Regions from separate parts of the Homo sapiens genome. Here region 1 is linked to region 2. The links are chromatin loops, found by intact Hi-C in ENCODE. Cell type or tissue: endothelial cell of umbilical vein. All regions are shown on one strand.

Evidence for each region. A loop is a pair of places that touch in the nucleus more often than their neighbours do. Peaks named below come from ENCODE experiments on the same cell type or tissue, not always from the same donor. Only the 100,000 strongest peaks of a DNase experiment are listed, where the experiment ranks them.
Region 1: a loop joins it to region 2, with 2.7 times the contacts of the local background. A loop is called at or near these places in 2 of 110 quality-filtered maps.

The regions. Positions count from the first base shown.
Region 1 is chr16:81,682,517-81,690,516 of GRCh38, reverse strand. All of the region lies in intron 10 of CMIP (c-Maf inducing protein), which reads right to left. Among named protein-coding and RNA genes, the nearest start is that of MIR6504, 75 kb to the right of the region's middle. RefSeq lists enhancers at 3,296-4,033, 4,034-4,773, 6,760-7,555. In endothelial cell of umbilical vein, no CTCF peak of the experiment used is centred here; a DNase peak (open chromatin) is centred at 3,896; H3K27ac peaks cover 4,215 bases.
Region 2 is chr16:81,489,603-81,497,602 of GRCh38, reverse strand. The region is part of intron 1 of CMIP (c-Maf inducing protein); the gene reads right to left. Among named protein-coding and RNA genes, the nearest start is that of MIR7854, 40 kb to the left of the region's middle. RefSeq lists enhancers at 1-423, 3,426-4,159, 7,611-7,680. In endothelial cell of umbilical vein, CTCF peaks have their summits at 1,876 and 2,088; DNase peaks (open chromatin) are centred at 1,702, 3,282, 3,712, 4,952 and 2 weaker places; H3K27ac peaks cover 4,743 bases.

The DNA.
Region 1 (8,000 bases), 190 kb before region 2:
AATAAATAACTCAAAGTGCTAGGATTACAGGTGTGAGGCACCATGCCTGGCCTTGGTGGATACTTCTATTTTTGCTTTCAGACAACAGCTTTTCTTCTTTTCTAAGAGTTGATGCTAAATACCCAGGAATCCAACTTACAAGGGAAGTGAAGGACCTCTTCAAGGAGAACTACAAACCACTGCTCAATGAAATAAAAGAGGACACAAAGAAATGGAAGAACATTCCATGCTCATGGATAGGAAGAATCAATATCGTGAAAATGGCCATACTGCCCAAGGTAATTTATAGATTCAATGCCATCCCCATCAACCTACCAATGACTTTCTTCACAGAATTGGAAAAAACTACTTTAAAGTTCATATGGAACCAAAAAAGAGCCCACATTGCCAAGACAATCCTAAGCCAAAAGAACAAAGCTAGAGGCATCACGCTACCTGACTTCAAACTCTACTACAAGGCTACAGTAACCAAAACAGCATGGTACTGGTACCAAAACAGAGATACAGACCAATGGAACAGAACAGGGCCCTCAGAAATAATACCACACATCTACAACCACCTGATCTTTGACAAACCTGATAAAAACAAGAAATGGGGAAAGGATTCCCTATTTGATAAATGGTGCTGGGAAAACTGGCTAGCCATATGTAGAAAGCTGAAACTGGATCCCTTCCTTACACCTTATGCAAAAATTAATTCAAGATGGATTAAAGACTTAAATGTTAGACCTAAAACCATAATAGCCCTAGAAGAAAACCTAGGCAATACCTTTCAGGACATAAACATGGGCAAGGACTTCATGACTAAAATACCAAAAGCAATGGCAACAAAAGCCAAAATTGACAAATGGGATCTAATTAAACTAAAGAGCTTCTGCACAGCAAAAGAAACCACCATCAGAGTGAAAAGGAAACCTACAGAATGGGAGAAAATTTTTACAATCTACCCATCTGACAAAGGGCTAATATCCAGAATCTACAAAGAACTTAAACAAATTTACAAGAAAAAATCAACCCCATCAAAAAGTGGGCGAAGGATATGAACAGACACTTCTCAAAAGAAGACATTTATGCAGCCAACAGACACATGAAAAAATGCTCATCATCACTGGCCATCAGAGAAATGCAAATGAAAACCACAATGAGATACCATCTCACACCAGTTAGAATGGCGATCATTAAAAAGTCAGGAAACAACAGGTGCTGGAGAGGATGTGGAGAAATAGGAACACTTTTACACTGTTGGTGGGACTGTAAACTAGTTCAACCATTGTGGAAGACAGTGTGGAGATGCCTTGAGGATCTAGAACTAGAAATACCATTTGACCCAGCCATCCCATTACTGGGTATATACCCAAAGGATTATAAATCACGCTGCTATAAAGACACATGCACATGTATATTGATTGCAGCACTATTCACAATAGCAAAGACTTGGAACCAACCAAAATGTCCATCAATGACAGACTGGATTAAGAAGATGTGGCACATATACACCATGGAATACTATGCAGCCATAAAAAAGGATGAGTTCATGTCCTCTGTAGGGACATGGATGAAGCTGGAAACCATCATTCTGAGCAAACTATCGCAAGGACAGAAAACGAACACCGCATGTTCTCACTCATAGGTGGGAACTGAAAAATGAGAACACTTGGCCACGGGGTGGGGAACATCACACACCGGGGCCTGTTGTGGGGTTGGGGGAGGAGGGAGGGATAGCATTAGGAGATATATCTAATGTAAATGATGAGTTAATGGGTGCAGCACATCAACATGGTACATGTATACATATGTAACAAACCTGCACATTGTGCACATGTACCCTAGAACTTAAAGTATATTAAAAAAAAACAGAGTTGATGCTAATGACGGTAATAACAATGACAATAACAACAGCAGCTCCGATGTCACGGAGACTTTCCACACACACTGCAGGATGCTAAGGGCTATACCTTAGTTCATTTACTCTTTACAAGAGCACAATAAAGTCAGTGTGACTAACCCCACTTAACAGATGACGAACTGGAGGCTCAGAGGTTTAAGGTCACACAGCTGTGGCATATGAGGAGTCAAATCCAGGCTTCTGTGACAGCAGAGCCTTGGCTCTCACCAGCCCTGAAAGGCCACGGCTGTGATCTTAGCAAAAGCCAACGCCTGCCTGGGTAAGGAAGGAGGGCTAAACCTCAGTGAGAGCAGCTGCGGGAAGCACCGTGCTGTTCACCTGACTTCACTTAACCCTTTCATGAAAGAGCCTCCTTCCTGTGTGCAGAGACAGCGGGAGAGGTCAGTTACCCACTCCGAGTCATCTACACAGCCTAGGAAGGGGTAAAGCTGGACTCAGAACCAGGTATTTCAGGCTCTATCACACCATGGTGTGTGGTGAAGCCAGGCACCAGGGTGTCACCCCCATCCGACCCTGGGAAGACCACTGTCCCACAACCGAACAGTATTAGCACTGCTGATAACGCAGATGCAATTCGCTCTGCGCTGCCTGCGCACCGGGGCTTGAAGTAAGGGCACTGCTTGTGTTCGCTCATGGGATCTACCCAGAGGACCCTGTGTGCTGAGTCCAAATTACGGACAAGGAGCAGTATGGCAATTCACTGACCGTGACCACAGGGCTGTGATACAGCCAGGCCACAGCAGGGAAGCAATAGCTTCGGGAGTTTCCTGAGGCCCAACAGGCTGCTTCCCGACCACCTACCAGCACAGCTTCATAAAGAGGGAGTTTTTTGGCCAACTCTTGCCCCCAAAAGCTGGGAGCGTCCAGAGAACTCGCCGGCGTCTCAGTCTGAGTACAGATGGGCTTGTATCACACAGCAGAGCACTCACACACGGCCCCCAGAGACTGCAGTCATGACAACCCCCATTTTACAGACGAGGAAAATGAGGCTCAGAGCTGTTTGTGATTTCCCACAAGTCACCAGCAAGTGGCTGAGATCTGACCTCAGGTGCTTCAAAGACCATGACCCGTCCTCTCGGCCCCAGCACCTGCACTGTGTTTATAACCAGTTCCCCCACCTGGGTTCCGGATCTCTCTGGCTATAGGGACTCCGCGGAAAAACAAACCCAGAGGTAGTCAGTTCTCGCCTAAGCCAGGCCTGGGCACCTCTGAGGGCCCAGAGCTTAAAACCGTGACACATAAAGTGAGGGGTGGCCACTGGAGCAGTCCCCATCCGAATCACAGAGCTGTCCCTGGTGTTCCCCAGCTTCTGACCATCTTGCCTCGGACCACCCCAGGAGGGGCCCAGGTCTCATCTCTGCATCCCCCATGCTGGGCCCCGGGCTGGGTGGATGGCTGGTGCTTGGGAGGGGACTGCTGAACACAAGGCCCAGTGCACACTGGGACCGGGCCAATGACAGAGCCTGGGGCCTGTGACCGGCTTCAGAGCAGAAGGGATGTTGAGTCTCCATCTGGGGGACTAGCAAGTGCCACCAGGTGCCAAGATCGAGTGGGATGCTGACTTCGATCCTGGCTTGCACTGGGGCAGGAGGTGGGATCTGAACCCTTGTCCAGTGGTCTGTGTTGGGGAGGCGCTGCAGAGAGATGCCCCGCTGACACCTGGGCACCACCCACGGGAGAGGCCAGGGGGTGCTCAGACCCGGGCTGGGCAGAGGGGTGGTCCCGGGACCCCTACCCACATACGACTCACCACAGATACACTGTGTATCGGTTTGCGTGCTGTGTGTCTAACTGTGCCTTACATAGAAACGGGAGGAGATGTTTTTTTCACCAAGTACAAATGTTCACTCCCATCGACAACAGGCGGTTTAGATAACCCCTGAGTGAGGGCTTTTCCTGCCCCACCTTCCTCCAAATAAGCCCACGATAGAGTGGCAGCCTTCAGAACCCCAATCATACCCTGGAAGCTTCTGAGGAAAGGCTCCGATGCCAGACGCGGAGAAAAGAATGACCAGGAAAGCCTGTTGCCTGAGATAAGTCCTGACAGTGATGCCAGCGACCGCTTACTCACTGCCTACCCGACTTGCTCACTTAATCTCCAGAGCGGTATGTGAGGGCAGAGGGTGCCGGTGAGGAAGCTGAACTCCACGCCTGGGAGGCAGATGAGGACTGACAGCAGGTCCTCTGGACTGCAGTGCTTGAGTGCGGAAGGCCCAGGTGCAGCCTGGGGTTCTCAGAGCTGCAGGAGCCTGAGGCCTGTCGTGTGCATGTCAGGACATGGAGACCCCTTTATGCCCCCGTATTCACATGCTCCCTTCTGAGGGGTCATCTGTTTTTGCAGCTAGCTTGTCTTCCCTCCAGAAGAATCACCTTCCTCCTTTCCTCCCACCTGTCCCTGACTCATGGTTTCCAGAAAATGGAAATGCAGTTGACAGCAAACCTCGTCTGCAGCGCCTGCTGCGTGCCAGGTGCTCTCCAAGGGCTCCCATGCGTCAGCCCATGCAACTCTCCCAGCAACTTGGCTGGGCGGGTGCTCTTGGCACCCCCATTTTATAGGCAGGAAAATGGAGACACAGTGATGGGCTGCCCTGGCCCCAGGCCACACAGCTGGTGAGAGCTGGGATCTGAACCTGTGAGCCTGGCCCCAGTGTCTGTGCTCCACCCTCTCAATAACCATGTCTCACAAGGAGGGTGGCCCGGCTCACACCTGAGAAGGAAGACGATCTCCCTATATCACAAGGACACTGGTGGGCACATGGTGGCTCACGCCTGTAATCCCAGCACTTTGGGAGGCTGAGGCGGGAGGATTGCTTGAGGCCAGGAGTTCGAGACTGGCTTGGGCAACATAAAGAGATCCCATCTCTAAAAAGAAAAAAAAAGTTAAAAAAAAAAAAAAAAAGTAAGCCAGGCAGGTGGTGTGCACCTGTAGTCCCAGCTACTTGGGAGTCTGAGGTGGGAGGATTCTTTGAGCCTGGCAGTTCGAGGCTGCAGTGACCTGTAACTGCGGCACTATACTCCAGCCTCGGTGACAGAGTATCTCAAAAAATGAAAGGGAGGGGAGCACTTAGGTTTTTTTTTACTTTAAAAATAAAGCATATTCCATGCAGAAATGTCATGAAATGCAGAACTCTAAGGAGATTTGAAATCACCCACAATCAGAGGAATCAGGGTCCCCACGGGGGACTATGAGCCCCAGCAGCAGGCCCATGGTCACTTGTTACTCCTGAGCCTGTTCTGTGAACCGTGAGCGTGGCCTGTACTCCCAGGTGCTCAGTCCAGTGGGAGACTGTGGCCTGTCTGAGGCGGGGTCTGGACAGAAGCCTCCTCCTCTCGGTCTCCCAGCCTGGGGCTCCGCTTCCTGGCAGCTCCCACAAGACCGAGAGGGGTGCATGGGAAGGAGGGAGAGGGCAAGTGGACTTCCTTGCCTCGGCCCAGACCAGCTTGGAAGTCTGTGACCCCAGTCGGACCAGGTTGGTGGATGAATGGGGGGCGCTGGACAGAGGTTGTGGGGGAGGTGAGGCTGGGTGTCCCCAGACTGGCAGGCCCACGAAGAAGGGAATGAGGAACCCTCTTGTGCATGGGCCTCTCTGTGACGGGCCTCGGCACAGGACCCAGTGGCCAGCAGAGTCCCCGCCTCGGGACTGCCCTGGCTCTGGGCGGGCCTGTTATCCTAGGATGGGATGCCTCTGGCCACTGGGGCAGTCTCCCATTTGGCCAAGGCTGGCCTGGGGTGGGAGGACAGGCACCAGGCAGGGTGTGAGCGACCTGACTGCCCACCTAGGAAGGAGAAAAGAAGGCTGGGCCCTTCCCAGCTTGGACGGAGGGGACGGACAAGCAGGCAGGTGCCTGATGCATCCTGCTGACCCCAACATGCCTCAGGCATTAGGCACCTGCACATTTAACCCTCCCATGAAGAGGGCCTTAGAACCCCCATTTCACAGATGAGAAACGGAGGTCCAGAGAGGTTCAGACACTTGTCAAAGGTCACAGAGCTAATGGGGGACATGTTGGGACTGAACAAGGCTTTGTGAGTGCAAAGCCCGGGTCTCCCACCTCACGCAGCTCAGCTGGGATTTTAACCCAGTTCAGAAGATGCCACCTCAACCAGAGCCCTGTGCTGCCCTGTGGACAGGACGCTTCCTGCCAGCCTCGCTGCTTTCCCTGACTCACAGAATCTCCTGCAAGTCACGGGCAGAACGTGGCGGCCTCACGGTGGCCTGATGCTTGGGAAGGCACGGGGCATGAGAAGGCCCCTGTGGGGGCACATTCAGACCACTTTGCTCCTGCTATGCAACATCCAGAAACATCTGCTCCCTTGAAAGGCAAACCAGCTAGCTCGGGGATTTGAACCCAGGCTGAGAAACAGTGGCTGTTACCCGCGAGGCCGGAGGACCTCAGGAAAATTCCCTTTCTCTCCACCTGTGCGGTCATCCCATCAGGGACCTTCCCAGGCCCCACAGCACATCTGCTGGCCTTAAATGCTCCAGGGACCTTTGAGTTTCTAGAGTTATCATGTGCTCCAGGAATGAGCAGTTTAAAGTTTCCAAACAGGCTGGGCGTGGTGGCTCACGCCTGTAATCCTAGCACTTTGGGAGGCTGAGGTGGGCAGATCACTTGAGGTCAAGAGTTCGAGACCAGCCTGGTCAACATGGCGAAACCCCATCTCTACTAAAAATACAAAAATTAGCCGGGCTAGGCGGTAGATGCCTGTATCCCAGCTACTGGGGAGGCTGAGGCAGGAGAATGGCTTGAACCCGCGAGGCAGAGGTTGCAGTGAGCTGAGATCGCGTCACTGCACTGCAGCCTGGGTGAGAGAGCGTGACTCCATCGCAAAAAAAAAAAAAAAAAAAAAAAGAAAAAGAAAAAATAAACACATATAAGAAAGAACTACCTAGAAGAATCAAAGACTTTTTAAAAATTACAAAACAGGCTGGGCACAGTGGCTCATGCCTGTAATCTTTGGGAGGCTGAGGTGGGCAGATCACTTGAGGTCAGGAGTTCGAGACCAGCCTGGCCAACATGGCAAAAACCCGTCTCTACTAAAAATACAAAAATTAGCCAGACTTGGTGGCAGGCGCCTGTAATCCTAGCTACTGGGGAGGCTGAGGCAGGAGAATGGCTTGAACCTGGGGGGCAGAGGTTGCAGTGAGCGGAACTACTGCAGGTAATACAGGATGTCCCCTGGCCCTGCCTCCCAGTCATTAGGACAACCCCAAATTCATCTGCATTTCCCTGAAGTTCCCCGAGGGAGGGGCCTCTTCCAGCTGAGCTGCAGCCCACCAAGGCCTCTTAAAATCTAATGTTTGCAAAGAGTCCCAAGCGGTCGACGGGAGCCAATCAGAAGCGCGTCCTACCCCTGTGGCCCCAGTGGGCCACGGCTTCCACACTCTCCCCATCTGAGCTTTACAGCAGCCGCACTGAGCGCTTGATGTCACTGCTCTTAGCACTTGGCAATACTCAGGTTCAGAGGGACTGAGTACAGGGACCAGTATGGCATTTGGCATAGAGTCTGGCCTGGCGTAGGTATACAACAAAAGCTGGATGAAAGAATGAATCAACAGGTGGATAAATGAAGGTGTGAATCATACATAGGTGCCCAGCAGGAAAAGAGCTGGACTCCAAATGACTACAAATCCCAAAGCTCTTCTTCGCCTCCCGAATCCACGTTCTTTTCATCACCTCACCCCTCCTGCGCCTCATGCGGTGATTTTTTTCACCATCAACCTCGACCCGCATTTGGAATAGTTTTCCTTTTCAAGGACCTCCAGGAAATTTTTGCAACTTAGGTTACTTTTCAAAAGTGTCAAATTCTAATGATGCAGGGGCCTTCCTATGGGAACACGCAGCAACTGATCAGGGCCTGCGCCCCACTACCCCTGCTCCCTGGCAGTGGAGCGGGAAACACTGACCTGTGCACCCTGCGACCTGCACTGCCCTCTCCGATGGATGTGGTTCGCTCTAAGCGTGCCTTCCTGAGCCCCGCCTGGCAACGTCCTCTTTAAGACCCTTCAATTCCACATAAAGTCATCTTTTTTTTTTTTTTGGAGATGGGAGTCTCGCTCTTGTTGCCCAGGATGGAACGCAATGGCGTGAT
Region 2 (8,000 bases):
CATCACCGGCAAGATGGGTTATTAGAGTGACTTCTCCAAGCTGGCTGTGTCCTAAGGCCCCGTAGGGCTCAAACTAATGAAACAATGAGACAGTCGCCTTGCTTCCAGAGACCCTTCTGGGAGCCACCAGCTGGGTTCGGGGGTTGTTTAGAAACAGTTCCTAGAGACCCCTACTTATTATGAGCTCCAGCTCTAAGTGGCCTCTTGGAAAAGTGGCTCAACCTCACTGAGCCCCAAGTTCTTCCTACACAGTAACAATCACTCATCCATGAGGGGTTATTGGTGGAGAGGACCAATACAAGGTATGAAAAACACATCTCGGAGGACAGGTAGCAGGTCCTTCCAAGTGACAGCTGTTCTCATAAATGGGAGCCATCAGAGCCCTAGGTCTGCCTGAGCAGAGGGGAGCCCCAAGCTACTGAGTCCCCCGGGCTATGCAAGGCTGTCAGGCAGGGGTTGGAGGAGGGTGGACTGTTGCATGGGCACCACCAGCTCCAGCTGCCCCATCACTGTGCCTGGGAGGCCCAGGGTCTACACCTCCCTCTCCGCCTAGACATCCCCACAGCCCGGACACCCCTTACGAGGCCCAGCATCAGGGCATCTGTGCAATCCACTTTTATGGCCTCTTCCAACTGTTGAACCCCCCAGCCAGCCAGCAGTAAGCAAATGGCCCAGCTGCCAGGCTGTGGGTGGGTGTCCCGGGCACTGCCCGCCAAGCGGCACTGGCTTCTCCCTCTTGAACTTGTCCTTTGACCCCTTGGCTCCCATTCAGTTTCACAGAATGTAAGACTCTGCTCATTTTAATTGGGAAGAAGCCCAAGAGATGGAGCACCAGGTTTCAAACTGTGTTCCCAGGGGTCCAGGGTCCGCAGGGGGCTGACCCCCGCCTCTACTGGGATGGTGTGCCTTTATGAACCTTCTCTTCTTGCTGTTGGAGGAGACAGCTGTGATACCAAATCCCTGGAAGCACGTGCACAAAAGCTCACCAAATTTAAAACTGAGCTCTCCCGCACCCCACTTTGCTACTTTGAGACATCGTCATCCATTCAAAGGGTTTTATCACTGGATGAAACAACCATAAATCTGATTTGATCCTTGCTGAAAGGCTGAAATTTTAATTGGTCTTTGTCCTTCAAAGTCCTTCTCACTTTTCTTTTCACTTGTCAGGGTTGAGAAGCAATTAACTCCCCTCCATCGTACAAATTCTAAATAGGTTTCACTTACTTCCTTGTTTCCCATCCATCGCCCCCAAGTAGGATCGCCCCCATGAAGGGGGTCTGTTTTGTTCACTGCTGTATTCTGAGCACACAACAGGCACGACAAATATTGATTTAATATTTATTTTAATTAACTAAATGTAGCAATTTTAATAGTAACCATAGCACCTACTATGGTCCAGGCCCTGTTTACACATGTGATGTGTGTTAACTCACCCAGCACTCATATCCACCCTTGGAGACCAGTCCCATTATCCCCATTCTACAGATGAAAAAACAAAGGCACCACTACACTTGCTACCCTGGATTCACAGCATCTTCAAAGCCCCACCCTCGGTCCCTGGCTCACTTGCTCTCCCTTCCCTGGAACAACGCCCTGCTTCCTTTGCGCCCCTGCCAGCTTCATGGCCTCTTTCTCTGCTCCTGCAAGTCTCGGAGCTGGGGGAGCTGGGGGAGCTGGGGATTATCTCGCAAACTGCATTTTACAGATAAGGAGGCTGAGGACTGACAGCTTCCTGTCTAGTTGGGGGAATGAGGTGGAAAGAAAATGACAGCCAACAGCCAAGTCACTAAGGGAGGCCAGCAGATGCCCCAGGAGAGTGAGTGGCCATGGCTGACCACAGCAGGCAGGGGCTTCCAGGAGGAGGTGACAGCTCTCACAATGTCTCAAGTCCTCCAAAGAGCAGCAGCCCACAGCTTTGGGGTCTCAGCCATTCCTCCCACAAACATAAAAAGAGAAGGGGCCTGGGGTCTCTCAGATTAGCAGACACACCTGCCCACCCTCTGAGAAGTGGGTCTGTGAATTTCACTGGCCTGTGGCCAGCAGCAGCAGGCGAGGTTTTAGGCACAGACATCAAGCTGGACAGAGTCGTTCCCCACATGGGACTGTACCTCAGCAGCCTGTCCCATCCTTCCCCGGACGCCAGGGCGGAGATCTGTAACTTCCCTCCTCGCAGGAAACAGAGCGGCAGCCCGGCCGGCTTGGTTTGTTGTTCTCAAACGGTTATGCCATGCACGCCCAGCCCATCCAAGAAGCCTGTGGGTCGCCTGGCTCCTGCTTATCACTGAACCAGCCTGCCCAGGGCCCCGCCCCAGAGGGTTCATCCTCTGCTTCCCCCAGGCTGAGAGGTCCACTCTGACCATCAGTGTCTGTTTCACTGAGAAACCCTATGCTACAGTAATGATGATGATGATGGTGAGAGCTAACACTGAGTGCCAGGTACTCCACAGTCATTAATTCACATATGCAAACCTATGCCACGGACAGCATATGAGGTCCATTTTACAGAAGACAAAACTGAAGCTCAGAGAGGTCACCTAATGTGCCCAAAGCCTTACAGTCCCCAAGTGTAAGGTTTTGTCATCAGAATTGTGTGTGGGTGCCATCTCCGACACTAGCTCTATGATCCATGGCTAGTTACATAGCTGCTCTGTACCTCAATGACTTCATCTGTAAAGTGCGATACTGGTGCCCAACTCACGGGCTTCCTTGGCAGGCTGAATGAGAAAGCACCTGGCAAGTAGGGGCTCTTGATAAATGGCAGTTATTAGTATTTATTGTTATTAATAATATTCATGATGAAAAGAGATTCAGAGTTGTTTGGGGACAAGGGTATCAGTTACCCAGGGGCACCTGGGCAGTGTCCATCCAGGAGTCGAAAGAGCACAGGCTTTGCAGTTGGCCTGACCTGAGTTTGAACCCAGCTACCATGTCCTGCTGTGTGACCTTAAGCATCAGCGGAGGCATCGGGGGGCGGCCCCGGGGGTCCCCCATGCCCACAGGTGCCTCCTCAGAACGGGAGCCGGCTGGGGCTCCTCCTGACCCTCTTTGATACCGTGCTTCCTGAGGGGAGTGTGTCCTGTTCCGCTTACACCCCAAGGTGGAAGGGGAGCTGTCTGGCCGTCCCTGGAGAGCTCTAGAGAAGGCCCTTCCCAGGTCCAGGCTATAGGGAGACCCACCCTCTCCCAGCACAGCCACGTGCCTTCTTTCCCACCCTCTGCGTCAATAAAGGCCAGTTCTGGGGAAAGCTTCAGCCCCGCATCTGCTCCATTCCCAGCACATGCCTGGAAACACCTGCAGCTGGCTGGGCTCTGCCCTGCGTCCCTCCAGCACTGGGCTGGCAACCGAGAGGGGAAGGATGAAAGACGAGTCTGAAATCACGGCTGGAGACCCAGGAAGAGGCAGCTCCCACAGTCTGAGGCCCCGGTAACTGCCCCCGATTCCCCCGGTGACTGCTCAGCAGGCAAGGACCGTGCCTGGAGGGAAGCTTCTGGAACATTCTTCATCCAGGTGGACAGGGGTGTTACCTTTGAGCCAGGGACTCTGGCTCTGACCTCCCCGATCACATGGTGAATCACATTTCCACATACTCACACTGGTTGTTTTTTTAATTAAGAGATTTTAAAAAAACGGCTAATAAATAAGTCATCTTCCCTAAGACTTCCTGAGAAGCACCAGTGTACAGGCGAGGCCTGAAACATGAAACGGCGGGTGACAGGCCGCGTGAGTCACAGGGCAGGCCTGGGCCCTGAAGCCACGTGGGTCACCTGCAATCCCGGTCCCGGCTGCTGTGTGAGCCAGCAGGTGACTCGCCCCTTTGAGCTCTGGTCTCCTCAGCTGTGGGTTCTGCGACGTGCGTGTTGCTTCGTGTATGTTAGGCCCTCATATTCGGCAGTTTGTTGCTGCCATTGTTATTACTGTTGGTGTTTATATTAACTGTGAAGCTCAGTTTTCCCATGCGGAGAGTGGGAACGAGCAGACCTAACTCGCCACACTGCCGGAAGATTCAACAAGGCTGGGCCCGGGTGGCTTGCGCCATGCTGGCTGCTGTCCTGATGCCCTTGTCATCGTCACCATAAAGAGGACAGCCCCTTGAGTCACACGGTACACACTATGTGCCCCACTCCAAGTGCTTTATATTTCGTACTTCGTTTAATCCTCACAAAGACTTGAGGAAGTGGGCGACATTCCCATCTGCATTTTATGGTCCAGACAACAGGTAACGACAGGTAACGACAGGTAACGACAGGTAACGCGGAGGGTGAGTGACCCCAGAGCTCCGGCCTGTGCACCTGGGCACAATAACCCCTTGCACAGATGGCCCCAGTCCAGCTCCCACTGCTGCCCTCAGACTGCACTCTGATGCTGGGGGAGGGCCCTAGAGGAGAATTCGGTGTGGTGGCTCCATCACCCCTGAAGTGTCTGTGTGCCGGGACCAGGATCAAGGCCCTAGGTCCTCTGTGAGGACGTACAAGACCCTGGAGGGGCAGGAACTCGGGTCTCCCAGCTCCAACCTACAGCTTCCCCCGAATCAAGCTTCCAGTGACCCCCGCCAGCGGCTCCTCCCTGCATTCTGGTCCTTTCCAGCCCAGAGTCCCTTCCAGGGGCGCAGGGAGCAATGCCCTCCTACTAAAGGGGCATCTGCATCTTCTCGCTCACGGGCCCTCCTCTTCGGCCGCTCCCTTCTCTCTGTGTGTCTGTCTTTCTGGGTCTCTCTCTCCCACGTACCCCCACCCCACACAGCTCCCCGTAACCCACTCTCCCTTTACTCCCCATTTCTCCCCGACCCCCCACGACAACTTCCGCCTCCCCTCCTCTTCCACATCCTGCCTCTTGTCCTCCTTATCCCGGCTGCCTGCCGTTTCCGTGGTCTATTTTTGCCAGCCTTTGTCTTTGTTTCTCTTCCCCCCTTTTTCTCCAGGGCCCTCCCTTCCCTCCCCTGTTTTGCCTCCTCCTCCCAAGGCGCCTTTGTCCCCAGGCCCTCTCGAGGGCCTGCATAGCCTGGCCTGGCCAGCAAGGCCCGGCCCTGCTAGCAAGGCCCAGCCGGCCAGCACACTCGCTCCCGGCCACCGCGATGCCACTGAAACCCCTCCCTGCTCTGCAGCCAGAGGAGGAAGGGAGAGCCTGGGCAGAAGGGACACTTTTTCATCTTCATCGCTAACAGAAGTGCTCATGGCTGAGTGGCCACGGACAGAGGGACAGAGGACTCAGCCAGGAGCTGAAGGCACTCAGGCATGTGTCTCAAAGCCAGCTGTTGACTAATAACACTGAACACTGCACCATTTTCAACACGTGAAGTTAATTTAAGAAAAAAATGAAAAACAATGACACCCGGAGAGGACATGGCAGTGTTAAAATAAGGACGCTTGCACCCTGTGGATGGCATTACAGATGGGCTCCACTCTGCGGGAAAGCAAGAGAGCCTCATCGATATCCAAAGCCATCAAAATGTTCATACCCCTGTGGCCGACTAATCTCCCTCCTGGGAATTTTTCCAAATGATCTTTCATCATCAAAAGGAAAGGATAAAAACGCTACAGGCACGCAGATATTCACTGTGGCACACTCTATTGAGGAAGAAAAGCAGGAAACGGCCTTAGTATCTAACCAAAGGGAGATGGTTTCATGAAAAATGGTGTGACACAAAAGATGACCACGTGGCCACTAAAAAGCTTCCATCACGGCGAAGACTAGGTAAAACGTCATCTCCGCTGATGACGGTAGAGGAGAAAATGGAAAGAAACCAGCATGTTCACTGTGCCTGTAATGACATAAAAGTATGTGTACAGATGGGCCAAGACCAAGAGGAATAAGTGGAAAATCGATACAAGCAATCCTCAGTAGCCAAATCCATCCAGCTCCCGAGTTCAGACAGGGAAGGGTGCCAAATGATCCAGATCCACGTGATTGTGGAGTTGGGGACGTCAAGCGGCAAGAGTTCGCCAAGTGAGGAATTTATCTGAAAATACATCCAAACCCATTCAGCTGGTGTATACTTGGGTAGGGTAGGATTTCCATACTTGGGTGAATTGTATGAAGAGGTTTTTTTCGTCTTCTTTTAAATTATCTTCCATGTTCCACTGATACTGTTTTTGCAATTAAATAAAGGAAAATCAGAATTCTCGTGTCCAGGGCTTTGGAGCCCACAGAGGGCTTTCCCACACATAATCTTCCCTGAGCCTCACAAAAGCTCTGTAAGGAAGCAGGGCAGGGAGTTTTACTAACCCCGTTTTTACCAAGAAAACGAGGACTCAGAAAGGGTGTGACTTGCCCAGAGTCTCACACAGCCATGCGGTGACAGAGACGGGACTCAAAAGGCAAGGGCTGGCCCAGCCCTGTCCTCACCAGGCTCTTGTAAGGCCAACCCCAGACACCGGCACTCCAGCCCCCTAGACATCTCTGGAGCTGTCGCCCTGTGATGGGTGACACCGTTCCTGAGCCCTCACGAGGATAATGCCTGCAAGGGTAATGGCCAGACCCCACATGGGTCAGGAACAGGAACCCACCACAAAACCCCTACCCCAGTCTCTCAGCTCAGCCCGCGCAGCCCAACGAGAGCCAAGGCTATGCAGTCAAGCAGTCACCAGTTCAAATCTCGACCCCTCCACTGTGTGCAGGCTGGACCCCTTGGAGCCTCCACACAGCCAGGAGAAAAACTGGCATTACACAGGGGAAACTCTTAGGATCACTAGATAAAAGGAGAAAGTGTGTATTCTGCACCCAGTTCGATGCCTGCCCCATCTCAAGTGCTCCCTATGCCTCCGTGTCCTCCTTGGGGCCTGTGCATTTGCTCTCCTTGTCTGGAATGTTCTACCCAGACACCCCAGGGTGGCTCCCTCCTTCACCCTCCTTAAAGTTTCACATCAAGTGTTAGCCTGGTAGAGGACTGGCCACGCCACAAACACCTGCTCCCTTTGCCCTGTGTGGGTCTTGTCTTCTTCAGGGCCCTTATTCCCCCGCCATGCTAGGCATTTGGTTTTTCGTTTTTGAGACAGTCTCCCTCTGTCGCCCAGGCTAGAGTGCGATGGCGTAATCCCGGCTCACTGCAACCTCCACCTCTCGGGTTCAAGCAATTCTCCTGCCTCAGCCGCCCGAGTAGCTGGGATTCCAGGCACACACCGCCACACTCAGCTAATTTTTGTATTTTTAGTGGAGACAGGCTTTCACCATGTTGGCCAGGCTGGTCTCGAACTCCTGAGCTCAAGCAATTTGCCCAACTTGGCCTCTCAAAGTGCTGGGATTACAGGCATGAGCCACCACGCCCGATCCATGCTAAGCATTTGTATGCTGGTTTGTTACAATAGCATCAGGCCTCTGCACTGGGCTCTCCTGACCACGAGAACAGAAACATCATTCACTGTGATGCTATATTCCTTGCACACAGTAGGAGCACAGAAAACCAATGAATTAACTACTAACTGGTAGTGATGACTCTGTCAGAGAGGAACAGGAACCTTTAGCTACACCTAACCTCTTACAGCCCCTGAGGGATGTCAGGCTCCTTGGGACACTACAGGCCTCTGGCACAGGCGTGCAGGCGTGTCCACAGGTCTCTTGCCCTCTCTCACTTCCCCTCTCACTCCCCAGGGACCCAAAGAGCACCAGTCCAAAGGCTGGTACTGAGAAGATATCAAGAATCCCGGTGGCCGGAAACACATAAAAAACTGTCTTTCTGCAGCAGAAACTGCAGATTTCAGGACATCACTGGATTCTGAACCCCTAGAAAAGGTCAAATTCCTAGCACTGGAGAGCTGGGGAAGTTCCCGAGACTCTCCTTCCCCTGTGCCTCCTCCTGCCAGAGTTGGCATTTGCCAAAAGCTCCCAGCGTGAAGGGCCCTTCGCTGGGCACTACGCACACATCGCACATCAGCTCTCTCCCCCTCCCTGAACGAGCCTGGGCAGTGCCGTTTCACAGAGAAGGGAGGGGGGCTCCATAAAACCAGAAGCAGGAGCCAAGGCCATCCCACAGCTGGGTCCTGGGAGAATGGTGGCCTCGTGGGTCT